Linked DNA regions of Mus musculus: region 2 is linked to region 1. The links are chromatin contacts, found by Hi-C or POLR2A ChIA-PET in ENCODE. All regions are on one chromosome and are shown on one strand. The core of a region is the stretch at or near the end of the contact, and the rest is flanking DNA. Distances in the headings are between cores, read along the strand shown.

The links. A loop is a pair of places that touch in the nucleus more often than their neighbours do. ChIA-PET counts read pairs that join two places held with the same protein, here RNA polymerase II (POLR2A).
Region 2: a map of heart shows a loop between it and region 1 (1.8-fold over the local background). The contact joins the enhancer-like site here to the promoter of Lncbate6 in region 1. A Hi-C loop is called at or near these places in 3 of 37 maps with a recorded cell type or tissue (heart and v-Abl transformed pro-B cells). POLR2A ChIA-PET finds 5 or more read pairs at or near these places in 2 of 5 experiments (Patski and embryonic stem cell).

Annotation. Positions count from the first base shown.
Region 1 is chr13:37,538,318-37,544,060 of GRCm38, forward strand. Lncbate6 (a long non-coding RNA gene) reads left to right here and starts at 1,819. Exons shown (of 3, transcript XR_382205.2): 1 at 1,819-3,091; 2 at 4,679-4,875.
Region 2 is chr13:37,502,976-37,508,325 of GRCm38, forward strand. The region is part of intron 2 of Gm30863 (a long non-coding RNA gene); the gene reads right to left. Among named protein-coding and RNA genes, the nearest start is that of Gm29590, 3.0 kb to the right of the region's middle. Within about 2 kb of position 1,658, at least 2 of the 3 ENCODE cell types and tissues checked have a DNase peak (open chromatin) inside an H3K27ac peak, as active enhancers do; they include heart, where a contact is called at or near this core.

The sequences.
Region 1 (5,743 bases), core at 569-3,068:
AAGATCTTGGCCTGCACAGTGTCCGTCCCTGGACATTCCCTCCCAGGCACATAACTTCGAGGTACTTAAAAGATGTTGCAAGAGAGTCCTGTGGTCCTACGAGAAGATGCCAAGCAAGATGAGTCTCTCTCAGCACTGCTTCCAGCGGATGGCAACTTCTCTTGTGTGGCCTTCAAAGCAGAGGGGACTGCAGCCTAGCTCAGGAGCATTGAGAGCCTTACTCATCTGTGAAGAGGTGAGCATGACAGACCTGGACTTGGAGTCCAAAGCAAAGAGAAAGGGGCAGTGGGATAGGGACCTATGGCCCGTCATGGCAGCTGCTGTCCCCTCTACCCAGGCCCTCTATTGTGTCCTCTCATAGACATTCAACCATCCAAAAGGGCAAGTGCATGCTGTTATGGAGTGTGAAGTGTCCCTTCACTGACTAGGCGGATGAGGACAAGTGACTGGATCCTAAGGGCTCTGAGCTAATCAGTGGATTAACCAACCCCTTGATGGATTTATAATTTGGAAGCATGGCTTGGAGATGCTACAAAAAGTAAGAGGCTGCTACCAGCCGGAGTATTAGGTCGCCGTGGGTGACTCTGTGGTGTTGTATCTTGACCTGGTCCTTCCTGTACCCATCTCTCAGCTTCTGCCATGAAGAAGCTTTTTCATCCCGCCCTCCCACCTTCACGATGCTCTGTCAAGAGAATGGAGCCAAGCAGCCACAGACTGACGCCTCCGAAGCTGTGAGCATCAGCAAATCTTCCCTCAAGTTCTTTACATGGGGCACTTTGTCACCACCATAAGACTAGCCAATCTACAGGCCAGATGCCAGCTCCTCCGGAATAGTTTCCCATAAGCCCTTTCAGCCCGCGTTAACTGACTGACAGGTGTCCCCATCACCCTCTTTCTCTGGCAGGCCTATTTTACACTATAATATTGTTCTGTTAGCATTGCAGGTTCCTCATTAGGCAGAAATAATATCATAATCCTATGTTCCTTGCACATGATCCAGATGAATTCTCCCTCTATTCCTGCTTCTCACACGAGCTGGTGCACACACACACACACACACACATACACATACACACACACACACACACACACACACACACAAGCACACGCACACGCACACACACACACCACTGCTACTACACCAGTAGAGACTCTTTGCCCCCCTTCCCAATAAAGGATATGCACTTTCCAGGGGGGCTCAAAGGGTCTAATTCTGAAACATAAATAGTGTGTATATGCTGGATCAGTTCAGAATCTATTATATCCAAAGGAAAAATTGTGGATCTATTTCTAAAAGTTTCCTAGTCACTTCTGAAGATAAATTTTGCATTTAAGAAAAAACTCAGAGTAGAGAGCTAGAAAGATGGCTCAGCAGTTAGTTGTGCTTACTGTTCTTGCAGAGGACCTGGGTTCAAGTCCTAGCACCCACATGGCTACTCACAACCATCTGTAACTCCAGTTCCAGGGGATCTGACGCCCTCTTCTGACTTCCACAGGTACCACGTATGCCCATGATACACATGCATACATGCTGGCAAACCATTTTTTGTGCATAAACAAACAAAGCCAAATAAAGTAAATAAAATTAAAAAAGAAAAAACAAGTAGGAATAGGAGATGTAGCCCAGGAAAGTACATGCCTACCACCTTCGGGACCCTAGGCTGAACCCTTAACACTGTAAAAATAATAATAATAATAATAAATTTTAAATATTAAAATGAATCAGAAGCCAGGCATGGTGGTACATGCCTTTAAACTTAGCACTTGGGAGGCAGAGACGGTAAATCTCTCTGAGTTTGAGGCCAGCCTGGTTTACATAGTGAGCTCTAGGCTCCTCAAGGCTACAGAGCAAGATCACATCTCAAAAGACACAAAAAATAAACCACAGTAATCCTTTGCGTTTGCTGTCTTGCTTTATAACTGCATTGTCTGATATGAGCGTATTTGTAACTGCAGGTAACAGAACACTGAAAATTAGAGTCCTTGGAGAAATAGCAGCCACCTAACTCAGTTAGCCAATGAGAGCATGTAACAAGGGTACCAAGTCAACTGGGGCAGGACTGGCCTTCACCTTCAACACCACTCAGTGTTCGTATCTCTCACTGCGCAACGAGTTTTGTTTGGTTTTTCATTTAAGAAAAGCAGACTTGAGGGACCTGGGGAAACAGCTCAGTATGTAAAGTGCTTGCACGATCCCCTGCACCCCCATAAGAGCTAAGTGCAGTGCTGCGCCTGTGATCCCAGGACTGGGGATGAAGAGGCAGCGGGATCATTGGGGCTTGTTCCCAAGGTCTGTCAAAAATGGAGCTCCAGATTCACTGAGAGGCCCTCTCTCTAAAAAGTAAGGAGGATGGAGCTGAAGGTTTTGAGCATCAGCTGCTCATCCAGAGGACCTGGGTCCAAGTCCCAGCATCCAACATGGATGCTCACAACCATCTGTAATTCTAGTTCTTGGAGATCCAATGTCCTCTCCTGGCCTTCAGGGTCATCAGGAATGTATGTGATGCAAAGACACTCGAGCATGCAAAACACCCATATATATAACAATAAGTGTGTGTGTGTGTATGTGTGTGTGTGTGTGTGTGTGTGTGTTTTAATGAGGAAAGTAGTTGAAGAAGATGCTCAGTGTCACTCTCAGCTCCCCAGGCACTAACACATATGCAGAGGGACACACACCTGTGCTTGCACACAGAGAAGTAGATCTGAATATATGAGTGCCCACCGGTGGCCAGCCAGGGATGCTCTCTGCAGCCACACCTCAGTACAATGATCACAGCATGGGACATGGATGCCACTGGGGTCCATTCTGAAGGACAGCTCTGTTTCCTGCCTCTGGCCAGCATCTGTGGTCAGGCAAAGCTACGAGGAAATACAATGAAGGTCAGTTTAACAAAGACCCCAGTGTGGGTGAAATTTAACACCACAGGAGACAGACTGTGGGAGGAGGAAGAGGAGCCCAGAGCCCCAGGCTCTGTGGAAGAAATGGGGAAGGGTCAGAGAGGGAACTGGAAAGAAGCCTGATCCCACTGCAACCTCTACAGCCAGACTGCTGGAGACTTCCGAAAATGAGGCACACCAGGCACAGACAGTGGTAAGTGCTTGCCATTCTAGCTCCTTGGTATCCCGAGACTAGAAGAGGAGGAGGAGGAGGAGGAGGAGGAGGAGGAGGAGGAGGAGGAGGAGGAGGAGGAGGTGTCCAGCGTTCAGAGTTTAGGACCAGCCTACTTTTTTTACACAGTAAAAAAGTCTCTCTAAAAATATGTGTGAACATACACCACACACACACATGAGAGAGAGAGAGAGAGAGAGAGAGAGAGAGAGAGAGAGAGAGAGAAATACAGATACACAGAGACAGACAGACAGACAGAAAGCCAGAGAGAAAGAGAATGACACCCACTGCCCCGGGGGGAGGGACATCTGGCCACAGTAGGTCCTTTTCCAATGAGTGACATTTCCTTGACGTGTCTGAGCTGACAAATGCTCTGCCACAGAACCTGACAATGGAGCAGACTCCTCCTCCGAGGAGCGGATGCCCTCCCTGGCAACTGGTGGTTTTGGCTCTCACAGGTCTGGGGGAAACCACAAGGCTAGTTTCTGTTTAGTTCAGGCTACCGCTAGGTGGAGAGGGTGGCTCTCTTCCTGGCTTTTTCAGCCCCTGGTACATGCTGTCACAGGAGAAGCTTAGAGCCAGGATAGGGGCTATCTATCCCTTGGTCACGAATGTCTTGAAGACTGGAAAGGTTTTAATTTATATTTCCTCTACCCTTACTCCCCCTCCCCGCCCCCCAAGAAGCTTTTCTGGAGCAAATAAGGCCACATCGCATCAGTGTCCTGAGGAAGAGTCATGCAGATTGGGTGTACTCAGACCATAGACCCTCCAGGCATGTGGGAGTCGGGGGTGGGCAGAAGATGGGCAAGCCAGGAGTGTTTGCAGGCTGGGTGGGAGGGCATGTTAAGGGTGATCGGAGCATGAGGTCAGCTGCAGCTGATAGAGGCTGCTGGCAAGAATTGCTCTCCCACTCACCCTCATCGGTTGCCCATGGAGGCTGGGTGGTTTTGATGCACCCAATCAGCTGGTGGATCCATGTTATGGCCCCCTTCTTCTGGCATCACACTCATCTCTCTTTCATACTTCCTTGTACCCTGGCTTCCTCTTATCCCTCCCATACCTATGTGCACCCCCTCCTCCAATCTCCTTCCTTAGCCCCCGTGTCCTTGCGAAATAGGAACACACTGATGGTTGAGTGCACCCTGCAGCTGGCTCAAGGCTCCCCACCCTAATGGAGGACAAGCTACCTGTTGACCCCTATATCCTGATCTAACTTTCTGATACTTTGTTAGCTCGGCGTGAGGGCACCCAGAATAAAGTGAAACGTCACATAGGTCATATGCAGTTTTTCAGAAGCAAGTGGAGAACTGCCTTTCCTTTCTACCAAGTTTGGTTGTCAACCCTGATGCTGCTGTTAGCAGGATTGTGGACGTAATGGCTGCAGCTTGGGCAATCATTTTGACCTACGCAGTATGTGTCCAAGGGTATTTGCATGGCCCCGCCCCCATCACTTCAAGTCACTAATGAGTCTTTGAGAGACTCATTTGACCACAACCATAGTCTTTGGTCAGGAAGAACTTCGATCTAGTTGAAATGAGTCTCACCAAGTTTCACACCGTCTTGTTGCAGAGATTACAGTGCCCTGACATTTTACCCGCTTGGCTAGGCCGGGCCCATTGTGCCGATGTTCCTGCTTCTAGTCGCTTTCAGGCACAGCCCACAGCAGCACATTGCTCTGTGCCTTGCATCATGGGCCTCTCACCGTCTGCCCCGGGGCTTCCCTGTTGTGGAAGATCAAGGCGCCGTGGGACCCACTACCTAAGCAGGTACACTGAGTTCAGGTCAGACTTGTGGGGCCATGGGCAAGTGGACAGAGAAGGAGGCTGGCTGCTTCATGGGTGGCCGAGCACAGCACAGATGCCCCTGCAACTATTTCCTGGTCTGGCCTCCTCTCTCAGGAGAGAGCAGACTAAGTGTGCACGCAGACTCTGCCTATCATAACGTCAATCTGAGGAAGACTTGACCAGGCAGACAAATTTTCCTTCTCCGTGCTACTGTGGCAAGCCCCAGGGCTTTTTCTGGTGGTCTCACATGAAGCAAAGCAATTAGTTTTACTCATGAGAAGCTGAGGCTAGCCCGGTAATCATCCCCTTTTTTTATCCAGCATCCTGGACACTCCTACTAGCTTTCAGAGCTCTGCCGATTCCATAAACTTAAGACAGGGAGACGTATGGAGAACTGAAGGAACCCCATGCTGAAGAAGCCCCCTCCCTCCAAGAGAGCAATATTCGCTGTTAAGTGGAAGCTGCTGCTCTTTAGGGCTCTCTTACCTGAAGTCTTATCCTGCTGCAGATACACATCTCTTGGCTGCGAGTCCCAGAGCCCTCTCTACCCTGTTATTAAAATACTTCTCTTCCCTTTCATTCCAATTTCACTTTTCCTGGCTTGGCTGTATGAGGATCCATACAACATTCCTCCCAGGAAAGTCTAAGGGGCATAATTATCCCTCGACTTGCCACCCCTGCCTCCTGCACTTGCAGCCATGAAGAAAGGAAGAGGATCTGGGGTAGGTTAGATGATGCGCCTGTGGGCAAGCACTAACAAGAGAAAACCTCCAGCCTTGTGGCTTCCACCAAATTGCACCATCATCTCACTCCCTACCCGCCCAGACTGTGCAATTTGGGAGTCATCAGA
Region 2 (5,350 bases), core at 408-2,907, 36 kb before region 1:
CTACATGAAAGCTTGAAACCTAAGTGATCCTTTCTATATATTTGTGTCAGTATTATTCCTACTGCTAAACAGGTTGCCAAGGACTGGACACACACACACACACACACACACACACACACACACACACACACACACAAGTCTGCTCTCTACGTATATTGGTATTATATCTGCGAATTCAGCTGACCTTACGTTGAAAAATATTTTTAAAAAAAATTGTGCATGCACTGAACACGTAGTGACGTTTTATTTGTCATGACTCCTTAAACAATATGACAACTATTCATATTGTGACCGATATTATATGTAACATAGAGATTGTTTAAGTGGAGGAAGAGGAGTGGCGTCTGTGCGAGTACACCATGTTTTAGACATGGTACTTGAGTGCTTATAGATTTTAGTATCCCTGGGACTCATGGAGCCAATCCCCTGTGAATATAGACCGATAACTGTGTTAGCAATAGAGCAAAAAATGAGAGGTGACATTGCTCAATACCCATAAGCTAGGTTAGGGGATGAGTGAACACGTGGGAAGCAGGTAGAAGGGCACTCACTGCTAATGGAGGTAACAGGATTGAGCTGCCACAAAGTGGCAACGTTGGCCAGCTGAGAGCCAAAGACTAGGAGCCATCGGTGGCGTTGCTGGTGAGTCTTGAAGCCAATGACGGAAGGGCGGTGTTGCCACAGTTTGACTGTGTTCCCAGATTCAGGTATTGGAAACCATCCCAGTATGGCCCTGGAAGATGGAGCCTACCTAGTCAGAGGTCTGTAGCTTACTGTTGTCACCATGTGGGAGGGGTAGCTGTCAGGGGAATGAACTTGTTATAGGACAATTCTCTTTTTTTCTAACTTATAGTACTATATAGTACTAGATCTATTATATATCCACACATGGTTTTCTTTTTTTCTTGAGAATTTCATACATGTTTCCAATGTAATATGACCACACCCCCATATCTCTTCTACAAGTCCTCCCAACATTGTTTGTTTTTTTATTTTTGTTTTTGTCTTTTGACAACCCAGTAAGTCCAGTAGTGCACAGGCATGAAGCCATCCACAGGAGCATAGAAAGCCTATGTAGCTAATGGCTACATCCTCAAAAAAAAAAATTCTTCCTCCTTTAGCAGATACTAACTTCTCCTTCGTAAGGGTGGGGCCGGCAGAGTACCTCTTCCCTCCCATCTAACGGCAGAAGTTTGGTTGGTTTGATCTTTGCAGGTAACCCCAGAACAAATGCTACCAGGCTCTGGATAACAGTCTTCTTCAGAATTAAAGGAGTTGGGGCCATGTCCCCCATGTCTCTGACTCCTTCAGGAAGGTCTGCACACCTGGGAGTTATGTCAGTCAGTCGGCCTGTTGAGGGAGAATAGCAATGAAGGACCCAGGTTACAAAATCAGCCCTGCCCTGAACATGCGGAACAGCGGGTCTATTAACATCTGCTGGAGTGGATGAGTGCCAACAAAATAAAAAGGTCTATAGTAGAAAATATGTTCTTCTTAATACACCCAGAGGAAAATGTTGTCTCTGAGGAGGCTGCATTTGTCGCCAGGAACACTGGGGCCACATTGTGTCTAAGCAGCTTCCCACCAGCTGATAAAGACCATGTGTCTGTATGTTTCTCCTTAACAGCTCTCTTCGAGGTCACTGGGCACCAGAAATGGAAACAGAAATGGCAGTTGCTATAACGAAAGCAGGTGGCAGGCTCTGTCCCTGGGGGAGGGGAAGATTTAGGTGGCCTAAGAAGAACAATGCTATGAGCTGCGGGTGCTACTTGGACACATGTGCACGCGCGCGCACACACACACACACACACACACACACGCACACGCACACGCACACGCACATGGATACAGCATTTGAAGCATTCATACTGCTGTCCCGATAACAAATGAGAACTTGTATGATGCTGAATGAAGGTGGTGGCCCTGGGACTGGGGGATGGCTCAGTCTGTAAAGTGATCACTGTACAAGCACCGCGACCTGAGTAAAAGACTTAGCGTGGGAGCACATGCCTCTAACCGCAGTGACAGTGGGAAGACAGGCTTTTATCCCTGAAGCCTGATGGCCAGCCAGCCCAGCTAAATCAGTAAGCTCTGGGTTTAATGAGAGACCATATCTTGTTTGTTTGTTTGTTTGTTTGTTTGTTGAGACAGGGTTTTTCTGTGTATCCCTGGCTGTCCTGGAACTAATTCTGTAGACCAGGCTGGACTCAGAGATCCGCCTGCCTCTGCCTCCCCAGTGCTGGGATAAAGGTGTGTGCTATCACCACCCAGCAAGAAACCCTATCTTTAAAAAATATTCTATATCATATAATATATACCAGATTACATATCTATATCTATATCTATCTATCTATATACACATACATACATATACATGAGGTCTTTTTTTCAATTGTGGAACTTGAACTCAGGACCTTTTATATGCTAATCAAGTATTCTGTACTGTGCTATCTCTCCAGTCCTATATACAGTTTATGTGCACAATATATAAATGTATGTGTATCTCACCCTCCAAGTGAATAAACAATAATTAGTGTATAGTTAGAATATACACAGCACAAGCTGTATGCCAAGTGGAATCTATTATATATAAATGTATATGATATACATATATGTATATAATGTGTCAGTTCATACACTGGTTATTTTCAGGCAAAATGGTCTGATTTAAAGATGATACTATAGGTCAATATCCTGATTTACAACCACTTTGAGCTCCGGCTGACTTTCCCAGGTCTGTGATAAAGCAGCCCTGAAAATCCCCCTCTCTGGCAGCCCCCTCATGCCAGCTTAACCCTAATTGCCTGCAGTAAGTCCAATTAGAGGCAAATCAGATTTCCCCTTCATTTCATCTGATGAGGTACGCTGGCAAGTCTCTGCCACCCTGTCCAGGGTGAGGGGAGATGAAGGCTGCAGAGAGAGAGGAACCAGCCATGTGACCTGGCTGTGTGGGTCACTCTCCGCCTGCTCCTCCTTCTTCCTGCTCTCTCTCTCCTCTAGGATTGAAAAGTCAACTGACTCTTTGTGCTTTTTCTTACTCTGTCTCTCGTTTCAGGGCCTTTCTCTAGTCACACACACACACACACACACACACACACACACACACACACACCGGATGCAGGTCAGTGCCAGCACAGAAGGATGTAGGCTGTTGGCACAGCTAGTATATGACACCAGGACACAGACACCAGGCCTTGGGCTCCACGTGAAAGGCGCCCTGGCCAAAGCCTTCTCTCCCTGCCCCTCAAGGTCACAGTGAGAGATTACGAAAGGATGGAAAAGCACTGCTCAGAAAATGGGCCACAGGGACTTTCCTCCAGCGAGGAAGGAGCTAACAATGTTTGGCCTGGCGCAGGTCAGCTGAACTCTGTAGAGGAAGGAAGCGTGGAGCGAGGGATACCCCCCAAACAAGCTGCCTCAGCTCTGCCCAGCAGAGGTTCTGGGAAAACGGGATAGGGAGGCAGCCGGAAAGCTCTGCTGCTCGGGAGATTCTGGCATTCGAGCATTTGATTTAGAGCGTCTCTCACAAACATTAACTTGTTTCCCCAGAACCAAAAGCTGCTCTGGAACAGTCACGCTTTCTTTCTTTCTTTCTTTCTTTTTTTTCTTGTTATGTAGCCTAGGCTGTCCTCGAACTCTCTCTCCTCCAGTCTCAGTCTCCCAAGTGCTAGGATTACAGGCGTGAGCCACCACGCCCATCTTATTTAGGATCTTGCAAGTGAGACAAACGTTCTAAAACAGGTATTTCCTCAGATGCAAAATCCATAAATAGAACAGGCTGGGGAATCCTCATCTCTCTTCGAAAAATTATTTTAGATCAACAAATAAGAGTCAATCCTCAAGTGTGCTGGCGAAGGCAGGGCTGTTAGGCGCTATGGCAACGCTGAAGGACAGAGTTGGCTTCCAGGAATGCAACAGACACAGCATCTGGGGACAGTGACATGATGACCGTACCTCAGCAACGGAAAGATTATTCCTTCATAAACAACCACCACCACCACGTGGGCACAGCCTCTGAACCATACTCCTGGCTTGAAAACATTTTGGGTCTGAACCTTTTTGCAGATGGTATCAAGTGTTTATAGGAGAACTGGGCCTTGGGAGAATCCCAGAGGTTCAGCTTTTATTCGGGGTTAGCTGATTCCCAATCAGCAAAGAGATTGCCAGTCACAGCATACCCACGGGAGGTGACCAATGTAGAGCTGGGGACTCCAGGTACAGACACTGCCTTCTGCCCACTCTGAACGTTTCTCCTAACCATGGCCTCCTGGTCTCTCTTGGCAGCTGCCAGCCTACAAACCCGTCTTACCAGTTCCTAGGCAGCCAGCCATCTTTTCTGAATGCCTGAATCTCCAGCCCCTTACCTGGGAGTGGCCTTGAGGGAACTGCCTAGTTGGGTGTTGGAGTTCCACCCTACAGTCCTGGCCTGGGAGACCACGTTGCACAAAGAAGCCATAACCTGGCCAGGGCTGCAGAGAAACACCCTCAGGTAACGCAGGCCCTCTGCAAGAAAGCCAGGCCCCTTCCTCCCCAACCTTTCACCTCTCCAGCCTAGGAGCCTCAGGCCTGAAAGCCCAGCTGGAATTTTTTTCTCCAGGTTAGATATCAACCCTCTGTTGCTACAGCCGGCTACCCTGTTGCTTGTCCTTCCCCAGACAGAAAGGGGGAGTGAATGTCACTGACCCTGTGATTCCAGCTTGCTGTTGATAAGCAGGCACCAGCAGAGGTTTTGTTGTTTTGTTTTTTGGGTTTTTTGTTTTGTTTTGTTTTGTTTTTTTCCTGATTCCCTTCACTGTCAGCATGGAATTAGCCAGTGAGAAGGAAGGATGCCACAAGGCCTGTACCCTAATGTCACACTGACCCAAAGCTGGAGTAAGCTGTGGCTCTATAGCCCTACAAGGGGAGAGAGGACTAGGAGGCAGACTCACCAGGCTCATTGCTCATGAATTGAAATTATATACACATTTATTATTATTATTATTATATAAAAATAAATTTATATTTACTTACGTTTATTTTATGTGTGTGAATGTTTTGCCTGCATATCTGTATCCTATGGGTATGCCTGATGCCCAGGGAAACCAGAATAGGGAGTCAAGATTTCCTAGAGCTATACTTACAGACAGTTGTTAGCCACCATGTGGGTGCTGGGAATAAAACCCAGGTCTTCTGGAAGGACTATACGTGCCCTTAACCACTGAGTCATCTCTCCAGCTCCTCAAAGTGTATTTTTAAAACTTACATAAAGATGTAAAACTACAGTTTGCTATATATACTTCAGAATGTTTTCTTTGGGGGAAAAAGTACTTCATCTAAGCACCCAGCAACCCTGTAGCACATGAGTGGGGCT